3 separate regions of the Homo sapiens genome follow, and regions 2 and 3 are each linked to region 1. A link is an interaction called in ENCODE POLR2A ChIA-PET data of the cell type or tissue named here. Cell type or tissue: OCI-LY7. All regions are shown on one strand.

Evidence for each region. Peaks named below come from ENCODE experiments on the same cell type or tissue, not always from the same donor. Only the 100,000 strongest peaks of a DNase experiment are listed, where the experiment ranks them.
Region 2: POLR2A ChIA-PET joins it to region 1 with 7 read pairs; 8 of 35 experiments call an interaction of 5 or more read pairs at or near these places.
Region 3: POLR2A ChIA-PET joins it to region 1 with 16 read pairs; 1 of 35 experiments calls an interaction of 5 or more read pairs at or near these places.

The regions. Positions count from the first base shown.
Region 1 is chr9:131,754,029-131,758,028 of GRCh38, forward strand. No RefSeq gene overlaps it. Among named protein-coding and RNA genes, the nearest start is that of RAPGEF1, 16 kb to the left of the region's middle. RefSeq lists an enhancer at 1,067-1,674. In OCI-LY7, CTCF peaks have their summits at 1,752 (motif pointing right) and 1,953 (motif pointing left); a DNase peak (open chromatin) is centred at 1,723; H3K27ac peaks cover 1,085 bases.
Region 2 is chr9:131,610,928-131,614,927 of GRCh38, forward strand. All of the region lies in intron 12 of RAPGEF1 (Rap guanine nucleotide exchange factor 1), which reads right to left. Among named protein-coding and RNA genes, the nearest start is that of PRRT1B, 67 kb to the left of the region's middle. In OCI-LY7, no CTCF peak of the experiment used is centred here; no DNase peak of the experiment used is centred here.
Region 3 is chr9:131,201,735-131,205,734 of GRCh38, forward strand. All of the region lies in intron 30 of NUP214 (nucleoporin 214), which reads left to right. Among named protein-coding and RNA genes, the nearest start is that of FAM78A, 73 kb to the right of the region's middle. RefSeq lists an enhancer at 2,474-3,028. In OCI-LY7, CTCF peaks have their summits at 2,273 and 2,488; DNase peaks (open chromatin) are centred at 1,917 and 2,277.

The DNA of each region.
Region 1 (4,000 bases):
GAACTGGCTTTTGTTTTGTTTTGTTTTGTTTTGTTTAGTTTAGTTTTGTGTTTTTTGAGATGGAGTCTTGCACTGTCGCCCAGCCTGGAGTGCAGCAGTGCGATCTTGGCTCACTGCAACCTCCGCCTCCTGGGTTCAAGTGATTCTCCTGCCTCAGCCTCCCAAGTAGCTGGGATTACAGGCAACGGCCCCTACGCCCGGCTAATTTTTTGTATTTTTAGGAGAGACAGGGTTTCACCATGTTGGCCAGGCTGGTCTCAAACTCCTGACCTCCAGTCATCTACCCACCTCAGCCTCCTGAAGTTCTGGGATTACAGGCGTGAGCCACTGCACCCAGCCTATTTTCTGCTGTTTTATAATAGCCATCCTAATGGATGTGAGGGAAAGCCAACTTCTGAGGACTGGCTTTTGTTTTGTTTTGTTCTTTGAGATGGAGTCTCGCTCTGTCACCCAGGCTGGAGTGCAGTGGCGCGATCTTGGCTCACTGCAACCTCCGCCTCCTGGGTTCAAGTGATTCTCCTGCCTCAGCCTCCCAAGTAGCTGGGATTACAGGCAACGGCCACCACACCTGGCTAATTTTTTGTATTTTTAGTAGAGACGGGGTTTCACCATGTTGGCCAGCCTGGTCTCAAATTCCTGACCTCATGATCCTCCCACCTCGGCCTCCCAAAGTGCTGGGATAACAGGCGTGAGCCACCACACCCGGCCGAGGACTGGCTTTTTACCTCTGCAATGTCTCCTCCCCCCAGAACCCTGGTCCCTTAAATCACACAAATCTCAATGCTGGGAAATCTCAGCTCTGTCTCAACAGCGATTCCTCAGCCTGAGAGCCATCAATGGAAGCCTGGGGCCGTCTGGACTTTTCAGTGTTAAATATGCATTCTCTCCATGCTTGTGAGAGCCTGTTCTAGACGCACCTGGCCGGGGGGCTGCCTGCTGACTCCAGCTCCTGCTTTGTTCCTCCCCCTGCCCCCACCACTGGGAATTCCAGAACAACAAGGCCTCTTGCTCACCTGGATAGCGAGGAGGGGCTGAGAAGACGCCTGGTTGCTGGCTCCGGTTGGCACCCAGCCTTGTTCTTCTCTCTTCTGCCAACTGCTTTTAATTTTATACTCTCTTGTCTTATTTTTATGAGCACTTGTGAGACATGCTTAATTGTTTGTCTTCTCCCAGAACAAGGAGGGTATAAATAAATAAATGAGAAATTCACAAGAGAGTGGGCTGGGCACAGTGGCTCACGCCTGTAATCCCAGCACTTTGGGAGGCCAAGGCGGGAGGATTGCTTGAGCCCAGGAGTTCGAGACCAGCCTGGGCAACATGGTGAAACCCCTTTTCTACTAAAAATACAAAAAACTAGCCAGGTGTTGTGGCGTGCGCCTGTAGTCCCAGCTACTTGGGAAGCTGTGGTGGGAGGATCATCTGAGCCCAGGAAGTCGAGGCTGCAATGAGCCATGATTGTGCCACTGTCCTCCAGCCTGGGAGACAGCAAGACCCTGTCTCAAAAAAAAAAAAAAAAAAGAGTGGTCTGTGGATATAACTAGCAAGGTCTCTTCTACACGCGGACTTAATAAAAAATCGACTCTTCAAAGTCTCCAGGATGTAACCACCACCAGCCTTACAGGTGACTTCACATCCCCTCTTCCTCACCCACCAGCCCCGATGTGGGTGGCATTAGGACCAGCTCTTCCTCCCCAGGGCCCTGCTGCAGTACAGTGAGGTCTTACTGAGTGCTGTGATGTCAGCTTTTGCTGTCACATGGTGGCGCTGTGGAGCCCTGCGTGGCTTTCGGCTCCCCACCTCCTCGCTCCGGCTGCTGTGAATGAACTGCAGGTGCTGTGTGTTTTCTGCTTCTCCCTTCCTCCTGGAGATTCTTTCCTGGGCTTTTTTTCCTGCTCCTATGCCACTGGCACCTTGTGGCCGCCCCCCCCCCCAACCACCCTCACCTTGTCACAGTAATACTTGTTACTGTGTTAGTTCTTTGTTTGTTTTTTAGAGATGGGGTCTTCCTATATTGCCCAGGCTGGACTCGAACTCTGGGGCTCAAGTGATCCTCCTGTCTACAGGTGCATGTCACCACACCTGGCTAATTTTTGTATTTTTTGTAGAGACAAGGTTTCAGCATGTTGCCCAGGCTGGTCTCGAACTCCTGGATTCAAGCCATCCACCCGGGTTGGCCTCCCAAAGTGCTGGGATTACAGGCATGGGCCATCGCACCTGGTGCTTTTTAGTGTTTGTATTGAATAATATTGTTATCGATTTTTTTCGGTTAACAGAAAAAGTTAGAAGGAGAAAGTAAAAACCACTCCGAATCCCACAGTTCTGTGATAACCACTGTTAACATTTTGGCAGAGAGGCTTTCAGACCAGTTTCCCAGAGTACGCTCCCTGGAACACTAGCCCTGAGAAATGCTCCTTAGGGGGAAAACGTGGGGAATCCCTTAGTCAAAAGATCCCGGGAAGAGCCGCATTCTTCTCATTGAGCATCACACATCAGCAAAGTAAAGGCACAGAGTTCAGCTTTGCCCAAATCAGTGAGCCCCTCAGAATCTTCCATGGGAACCCCTGGGATTGCAGCTTGTAAAATGCTATTTTAAGTTCTTTGCTATGAGTGGACCCCATGTATATGCACAAGGCACATTCTTAAAAAAAAAAAAAAAAAGGTTTGGCCAGGCGTGGTGGGCTCACGCCTGTAATCCCAGCACTTTGGGAGCCCGAGGAGGGTGGATCACCTGAGGTCAGGAGTTCGAGACCAGCCTGGCCAACATGGCGAAACCCCATCTCTACTAAAAATACAAAAAACAAAACTAGCCAGGCGTGATGGCACACACCTGTAATCCCAGCTACTTGAGAGGCTGAAGCAGAAGAATTGCTTGAACCCAGGAGGTGGGGGTTCTAGTGAGCCGAGATCGTGCCACTGCACTCCAGCCTAGATGACAGTGCGAGACTCCATCTCAAAAAAAAAAAAAAGTTTTACAAAAATTAGAATATACCAAATAACCCTCTTGTAATATTTTTTCTACTCAATATGTTGGCATTTTTTCATATTAATAAGTATAGCTGTATATCATCAATATAGTTTTAAAATTAATTTTTGATAGTACATGCACATGAATAGAGAACCCAGAAAGAGAGCTCTACGAGTATGCCCAGCTAATTTGTTGACAATGATGCAAAAAGAATGCAATAAAGTGGCTCATGCATGTAATCCCAGCACTCTGGAGGCTGAGGCAGGTGGATCACTTGAGCCCAGGAGAGTTCAAGACCAGCCTGGACAACATGGTGAAATCCTGTCTCTACTAAAAAAAAAAAAAGAAAAGAAAAAAGAAAAGATTAGCCAGGTGTGATGGCATGCATCTGTAGTCCCAGCTCTCGGGACATTGAGGTGGGAAGATCACCTGAGCCCAGGAGGCGGAGGTTGCAGTGAGCTGAGATCTCTCCACTGCACTTCAGCCTGGGTGACAGAGTGAGATCCTGTCTCAAAAAAAAAAAAAAAAAAAAAAAAAAAGAAAAAACAATAAAAAGGAACGAACTATGATCTATTGATACATGAAACAATCTGATGAATCTTCAGAGAATTATACTGAGTGAGAAGAGTCATCCTGTAAAGGTAATATATTGTATTTTTCCATTTATATATAATTCTTGAAATGACACAATTGTAGAAACGGGAAACAGATTAGTGGTTGCCAGCAGCTAAAGAGGGGGCAGGAGTGGGAGAGAAGTGGGGTGGCTAGAAAAGGAAACCAGGGCGGATAGTTGTGATGATCGAATGTTTTGGATCTTGACTGTATCAGTGTCAGTAGCCTGGTTGAGATAGCTTTCTATTGTCTTGCAAGCTGCTATCAATGGGTAAAGGGTACCAGAGATCTCTCTGTATTATTTCTTACAACTGCATGTGAATCTACAATTATCTCAAAGTAAAACTTATTTTAAAAAAATCACAAAAGTATTTAGATGATGAAAAGTACATTTCTTCCCCTCCCTGGGAGCAACCACTGTGC
Region 2 (4,000 bases), 140 kb before region 1:
TGTTACTCCATTTGGCAAACTATTAGGGATACCTCTGGCTTTGTCTTCTCTTTCCTTACGGTCCCAATTAACTACTGGTTTACACAGTAGGGTCTACCTTAGGCCCAGGGGCAACTCCTTTTCCTTGATGCCCTTGTGTTAATTTAAAACAATAACTATACCTTACATAATGTCAAAAGATGAGTTCCAAAGCCAAGTGGTAGGTTCTGAGGCCAATGCCACATGCACATGAACTGAGATCTGCCACTGACCGTTTTGTCTTTGATCCTGGTAAGAAGGCAGTCCTGTGGGCCACACTGTGTGAATGACAAGATGGCATTCTTCTCACCAAAGAAAGGCAACATTAGCATTATGTTGGGTCCAAAAAATATCTTCTCCCTTTTCAAATAAACTCCTTAGTGGAGCTTATTTTTAAAAACCACCTGAATATCCTAAGAAAAAAGGATGTAAAAGAACAAAAATGCGTTGCTTGGGAGAAGATGGGTGAATGCAAAAGTTCCTTATTAAGTTCCTTCTCATGTGATGTATTTTTGCAACTGGAATCACAATATCTCCACTGAAAATACTACGTTTTGGCCAATGGCTTCATGGCAAATTAACTCTTGCAAAACCTCCAATACATTCTAGGATGCTCTGTAATTCACTAAGTGTTGATCTGAATAACATCAACCCTTTATAGAAAGATTTAGTACAGACTGAAAAATGATTCAAATTCAGTTCTAGAAGTCTGACAACTATTTTTACTCAGTTTGCATTTCAACAGCCTGACAGGGGCTCTAATTTATACTTATTCTTAGAACTCTATTTAGAGCCTGTAGCTACACTTTGTAACATGTCAGAACATGAAGGAGAAATACACGCCTCTCAACGTCCAGCCTACACACTTTTCTTTTGACCCAGCCTTACGAGATCTCAAAATTTATTTGGCAATTAAGCAGTTCAAAAATGGGCAATTAAGCAGTTCAAAAATGTTAATCTAACGCTGTATTTTTCATGATAGGGTTCTGGATTCCAACCCTGGCTCTAGCTTAACTTGGAACAAATGGCTCAGCTTCTCTCTCCTGGCTTCTCCATCTCTAGAACTGCAGTGAACCATTTGATCACAGAATAGGAAGGAAGGCCCTCGATAGGGAAACAGTAGCCTGACGTGGAAGTAAAGGCGAGAGGCACTGGACGTGGAACTGGCCCTCAGGATGCGTGTCAGTGCACGACCTTTACAAGGAATGGGGATCCTGTGGGTACCAGCCTTCCAAGAAGGTTTGTGTCTATTTCCTATAACTTTATCTTAAAACTTCTCCTCTGTAATTTTCCCCACCACCCTGACTGAACTCCCACATGACAGTTTGCCTGTCATGGATGGAGTCAGAAGTACAACCACGGCCAGGTGCTACAGTGACACTACTGTGCCTGAAGCTGGTCAAGGGGCACCGATCAGCCAAAATGCCAGGCTGTAAACAATAAAGATTCTCAAAGTCTACAACCAGGGGTTGGAAACAGCTGCATCAGAGTGGTTGCTTTTGAAAGCCCCCAATGCGAGGCACTCTCAGCTCTGTTCCTGCTGTCAAGGCTGTGACCAGTCCTGCTGCTGAGATGGGCATACTCCCTACTGCCCACAGTAAGGCAAGGCAGGCTCGCTCCTGGGCTCAGGAGGTAACGCCGTCTCCTCCAGAGCTGGGCCTTTCTCTATAGGTGGCTCTACGTTATCCCGAGGGTCGCAGTGACCTGGAAGGGGCTCTGGTCTGCATGTACCTCCTTCCACAAGACCAGGTCAAGCTGAGTGGGATCTAATCCAGCCTTCACACTTCAGAGCAGCACTGGGTCTTTTAGGAAGAGTGGAAAAGCACAGGGGGAACGCACTGCAGGAGCCAAACTGTGTTTCAAGGGCTCTGCAGACAGGAACTACCTGGGAAACTCTTGAGTCAGACACAGCAGCCAGAGCCTCAGGTCAGTAGGGAAGGAAAATGAGGAAGAAAATGGATTCTTGGCCAGAGCCTGGGACCAATGCATCTGTTACATGGGAGCTAGAGGCTAGGCTGCACCAAAGCTGCCAGTTCACAGCCCATCCCCTCTCCTCAGGGGACATGCAATCCTGAGAAGACGAACCGGAACATGACACAGGAAAGCAGCAGCCTCCCCCACATGGCGACAGATCTGATGCTAATAGCTCCCTTTCCATGAAATGCTGGTTGTGCGTCACGTACTACATGTGTGCTTTTCATCCTTGTAACAACCTTGTGCTCCCACTGCACAGAGGAAAGCGGGGCCCAGGGCACTGGGGCAGGGCGGTGTGCTCAGGTTCATACAGCAAGTAAGGAGAAAACACGGTGGGGGAGAAGACAGGGTTGTGCAGGAAGGAGAAACTCGTATGTTGGGAAGGGATGAAGGGAAGGCAGTGGAGGTGTGCAGGGGACAGGTTCGTGGTAAGGTGGGGAGAAGCAGTGTGAGGGCCTCTGAAGAGCCAGGGAAGCTGGCCCTGGTTCTGCAGGGATGTGGCGACACTATAGTCTAGCTGCAGGGTTGAGAAGCAGGGAGGGCCTCTGACTGCAGAGGCAGGAAGGCCAGTCAGGAGCTGCAGTGCATCCAGGTGAGACATGGGGGTGGGGAGGAAGTGAGTGGCCACGGGCTGGAGAGAAGCGGACCCGCTCAAGGCTAATGCCCTGTGCAGTATCAGCAAGACATGGTGGGATTGGGACAAGAGGGGCAGGACAAGAGTGAATGGGCACTGCCTGCCTGTCTGCTATGTGCCAGGCATGGGGACTAATTTCTGACCTCAGGGAGCCCAGGGTCTGGTGAGGAGAGAAGCCTGCACTCAAACAGCTGGAGATCTGTGGAGACTCAACCTTGGACTTGTAGATTCTGCCTCAAAGGGTATGAACTTGTAGACTCTGCCCCTAAGGGTATGGACTGGTAGATGCTAACCCTAAGGGCACAGACTGGTAGACCACACCCTTGAGGGTATAGACTTGTAGACTACATTGTGCTGCTAAACCCCCAAGAATGGAGGACAGTCCAGGAGTCAACGGTGTGAAATAACCTGAAGCACCTACGTACTACGTGAGCTACGCCAGGCCAAGGAGGAACATGCACCAGTGGGAGGGAGAGGCCTCAAGGGGGCTTCACAACATGGGGACAGCGGCACAGTCCTTTTCCCCAAAGAGGAGCACTCCATGTGGACCGTGCAAAGGGAGGGTCAGACCAGTGTGTGCACCAACACCCCCCCCCAAGGAGGGGCTGCCTTGAGAAACCCCTCTCCCACCCCCGGCTACCGGGTTCTGCCCACAGATGCTCCCTGCTCTCTCTCTCAATGTGATCTAGCTCTGACCAGGACAAAAAGCCAATGAGACAAGATGGCATCAGGGAGGAACAAAGGACAAAGGTCAGGATGGCAGGAACTTATTTTTTCCAACAGGTGCCGAGAGCCCCATGGACTGTCTTCCACTTCCCTCCCATGGGCCATTCCGTTTTCCTCCTCCTCTCCTCCCTTCTTCTCTCCTTCTCTCTCTATCTCTCCCCTTTCCTGTTTGGCCTTTAGGCCCGTCAGTGTGCCCAGGGTTTCTGTGATGGCTCATCCTTGGGGATGGTTTGTGGCCAGGAGGTTGTGGGTAGGGAAGGAGAGAAAGAGTGAGTGAGTGAGAGGCAGATGAATGGGCAGAGTGAAGGAGCCTGCAACAGGTCCCGAGGGGCTGGGCCTGGCATTTCCCAGCGAGGGGACGCCATGGCATGGGGACTGAGCGTCTGCATGAAGCTCAAGCCTTCTGTTGAGAGCACATGTGCTGATGCACAGAAACCTGGGCCCATCTCAGAAAACGACTGTTTTGCCCAGAATGGGATGCCAGCTGCTCTGCAGACCCTTTTAAAAAAATTAAAGTCCTCAAGATGATACACACTTAACTCTCTTAGCCTGAAGTTTTTTTTTTTTTTTTAAACAGATGACAGTTATTACAGGCATTTCAATATAACTTCTACTCACAACTTGGGTCTGCTAGCAGTTTTAATTATC
Region 3 (4,000 bases), 550 kb before region 1:
TTCATTCACGTCAACATGTATCAAACCCATTCAGTTTTCTTCACTGTAATGTAGTCAGTTCGTGTTGTATATCTAAATCCAGCAAATATAGCCCTGTGTGGTTCTTAAGCTGTACTCCCTTCAGCTGCCTTGGAGGTGCAGAAGTCTCAGCCTCTGATTAAAGAGGATCACTAGAATTTTGATCCTCCTTCCACAGTCTTCTGAGAAAGTATTTTGAAAGCACATTGCCTGATTCCTTTTTTCTTTAGACACAGGATCTTGCTGTGTTGCCCAGGCTGTAGTACAGTGGCACAATCACAGCTGACTCTAGCCATAAACTCCTGGGCTCAAGCAATCCTCCTGCCTCAGCCTCCCCAGTAGTTTGGATTGTAGGCATGCACCATAACACTCAACTAATTTTTTATTTTTGTAGAGACACAGTCTCGCTATGTTGTCCAGGCTGGTCTCAAACTGCTGGCCTCAAACGATCCTCCACGCCTGACCACATTGCATGATTTCTATCAGTCCCCTGCCTGTTAGGCCAAGGGTTGACAAACTTCAGTCTGTGGGCTAAATACACTGTTTGGCTTTTGGGGGGTTTGTTGTTGTTTAACTTCTTAATCTAAGAATGGTGTTTGTGTGTGTGTGTCTATATGTATACATATATGTGTGTACACACACACACACACATATATATATTTTTGTTTGTTTGTTTGTTTTTGTTTTTGGAGGCAGAGTCTAACTCTGTTGCCCAGGCTGGAGGACAATGGCACAATCTTGGCTCACTGCAACCTCCGCCTCCCAGGCTCAAGTCATCCTCCCACCTCAGTTTCCCAAGTAGCTGGGACTATAGGTTTGTGCCACCACACCCAGCTATTTTTTTTTTTCTTTTTGTGTTTTTGGTTGAGACGGGGTTTTGCCACGTTGCCCAGGCTGGTCTGGTCTCTTAACTCCTGAGCTCAGGGTGATCTGCCCGCCTTGGCCTCTCAAAGTGCTGGGATTACAGGCGTGAGCCACTGTGCCTGGCCAGTTTTTATATTTTTAAGTGGTTGTTTAAAAAGAAAAAAGAGGAAGAAGATTTGGCAACATATATATCCCCTCTGCTACGCTATATGTAGCCCAGAGACTCCTTTTGGTGAACTGAGCTGTTTGATTTTATGTAGCTAGCAGTTATCTATGTGCCAGGCATAATTTTAAGTCTTTTATTTATTTATTTATTTATATTTATTTATTTACTTATTTTTTTTTTTGAGACCGAGTGTCGCTCTTTTGCCCAGGCCGGACTGCAGTGGTGCTATCTCGGCTCACTGCAAGCTCTGCCTCCCAGGTTCACGCCATTCTCCTGCCTCAGCCTCCCGAGTAGCTGGGACTACAGGTGCCCACCACCGCACCCAGCTAATTTTTTGTATTTTTAGTAGAGACGGGGTTTCGCTGTGTTAGCCAGGATGGTCTCGATCTCCTGATCTCGTGATCCGCCCACCTCAGCCTCCCAAAGTGCTGGGATTACAGGCGTGAGCCACTGTACCCAGCCAATTTTAAGTCTTTTATACAAATTAACTCATGTAAGCATCACAGCACCTCCATAAGATAGGTGCGATTATTATCGCCATTTAAGAGATGAGGACACCGAAGGCCCAGAGAGGTTAAATTGACTGTTACATCAGACACCGGCTGCATTTAGATCATTTAGATCATAGTAACCTCCTAAGGAGCCCTTATGAAGAAAGATACCCTAATTTATCAGAAAGGATTGTGACTTTCTGAAGGTAGAATTTGTATTAGTCCGGCAGTTAATAAAGTGGTAGGCATAATATATGTTTCTTATACATCTTCAGGAAGAAATTTTCTTTATCATCTCTGTTTTCCTTTGAAGATAGGCTCTGTCCTAGTCAGTGATCTTTCTTAAGAGAGAAGTGAAACTTCTGATTTCCAGTTTCTGGTAGTAGAGGACTAAGTCATTCAAGGGAACCAAGTTCCCTACTGAAAACTACTAAAAAATGCTAGATAAAACATAAAAACCTTGTCTTTAAAAGCACCAATAAACTAACAAGGTATTTTACCAAGCCAAAAGGAAAATGGGGACCTAGAGAAGTGGAGCCCAGAAGCCAGTTGTGCCCTGACAGCATTTACTAATCTGAGAAAATGTGAATTTTCTATTTAATAACCCCAAAGGTAAAGGGACAAAAATCACCAACTAAGATATGCACAAAGTGGGGAGTCTAAAAGAGACCCTTCAGCTGGGACTCCATGTTGACAGGTCTCAGCCCCTGACTAGACTGATATGGTTCCAGAGTGATGCTGCCTCCAGGTGTCTGGCAGAGGCAGCGCAGGCCCACCCTGAAGGAAAGGAACTTTACTTAGCCTTCGAATTACTCTTACAAGTAATTTCTGTCCCTCAATGAGACACACAAGGAAACCAGGAACTATGAGCAAGAGCCAGAATAAGCGTCAGAAATCACCTTTGCACAGACTACCTAAACTGTAAATCAGCTGGGGCTTACAGAGTTTAGAAGAAATCAAAGACAAACTTGAAAATACCAGTAAGGAATATAAAATCTTAAGAAGTGTCATAGCAAATTTGAAGAAGAACCAAATAGAATTTCTAGGAAAATGTAATGATTAAACTCAGGTGTAAACTCAGTGGCTGTATTTGGAGCAGATTAGACCCACTGAAAGGAGCAGTGGTGCTCTAGAACAGAATGTGGTAGTCAGCGTTTCCAGCTTTGAGGGCTATCGATAGCCTCTGTCAGAAGCACTTAACGCTGCCATTGTAGTGCAGAAGCAGCCGTAGACAATATGTAAACGAATGCGCATGATTGTGTTCAGTAAAGCTTTGTTTACAAAAACAGGCAGTGAGCTGGATTTGGCCCCTGCGCTGTAGTTTGCTGACCTAACTAGAAGGTAGGTTAAGGTGAGTTACCTGGAATGCATCACAGAGAGCGAAATGAAAGATACAAAAGAGAAAAAATCCTGTAGGAGAAAATCCAACACACATTTAATCAGAGTCCCAGAAGGAGAAGAGAGAAAGACAGAACCTTCCAAAACTAATCGATAATAGTAATCCACAGATTCAGAAGCCCAACAAGTGCCAAACGAGAATGCATAAAAGGAAACTGATTCTAAGACCTGTCCTAGTGATACTGAAGAACACCAAAGATGAAATATTAAAAGCAACTAGAGAAAAAAGACAGATTATCTTCTAGGGTGCCATAGGCAGACTGACAGCAGACTTTTCAGCAATGACCATGAAAGCCAGAACTGGCCACCTAGCATTTCTAAATCCAGCAAAAAAATATCTATAAAGAATGAAGAGAAATCAAGACTTTTTTTCAGATAAGCAAATACTGAAATAATTTATGTCTAGCAGACCTGACTCCAGTCTGGGCGACAGAGCAAGACTCCATCTCAAAAAACAAAAGAAATTCTAAGAGATACTGTTTGGAAAGAAGGAAAATTTGACCTCACTAAAATTATGGCCCTCTTAATTTTAGGGTAAAACAAGCCATTAAATAGGAAAATTGTAGCCTATGTAACCAACAGTGTAATTGTATTCAGAATATGTAAAGCTTTCCTATAGTTCAAAAAGAAAGACAGCTATACCCAAATTAAATTAAAAGGCTGACAGTACCAAGTATTGGTGAGGAAGAAGAGCAACTGGGAACTCATATTGCTAGTGAGAGTGTAAATTCATATTAACCACTTTGGAAAACCATTTGGCAGTATCAAAACTAATATACAAAATCCCTCTTGGCCCAGCAAATCTACCCTGAATATGTAACCAACAGAAATGAGTGCCTTTGTTCACCAAAAGATATTGATAAGAATGTTCACAGCAGAATATTCTTAATAGCTAAACACAGGAAACAGCCCAAATGCTTATGAGCTAAAGAATGCATAAATAAATTGTGGTATATTCATACAGCCCAATACTACAGAGAAATAAAATGTACTGCTCCTATAGCTGGCCTAGGTTTGTTTTTTTGTTGTTGTTTTGTTTTTGAGACGGAGCCTTACTCTGTTG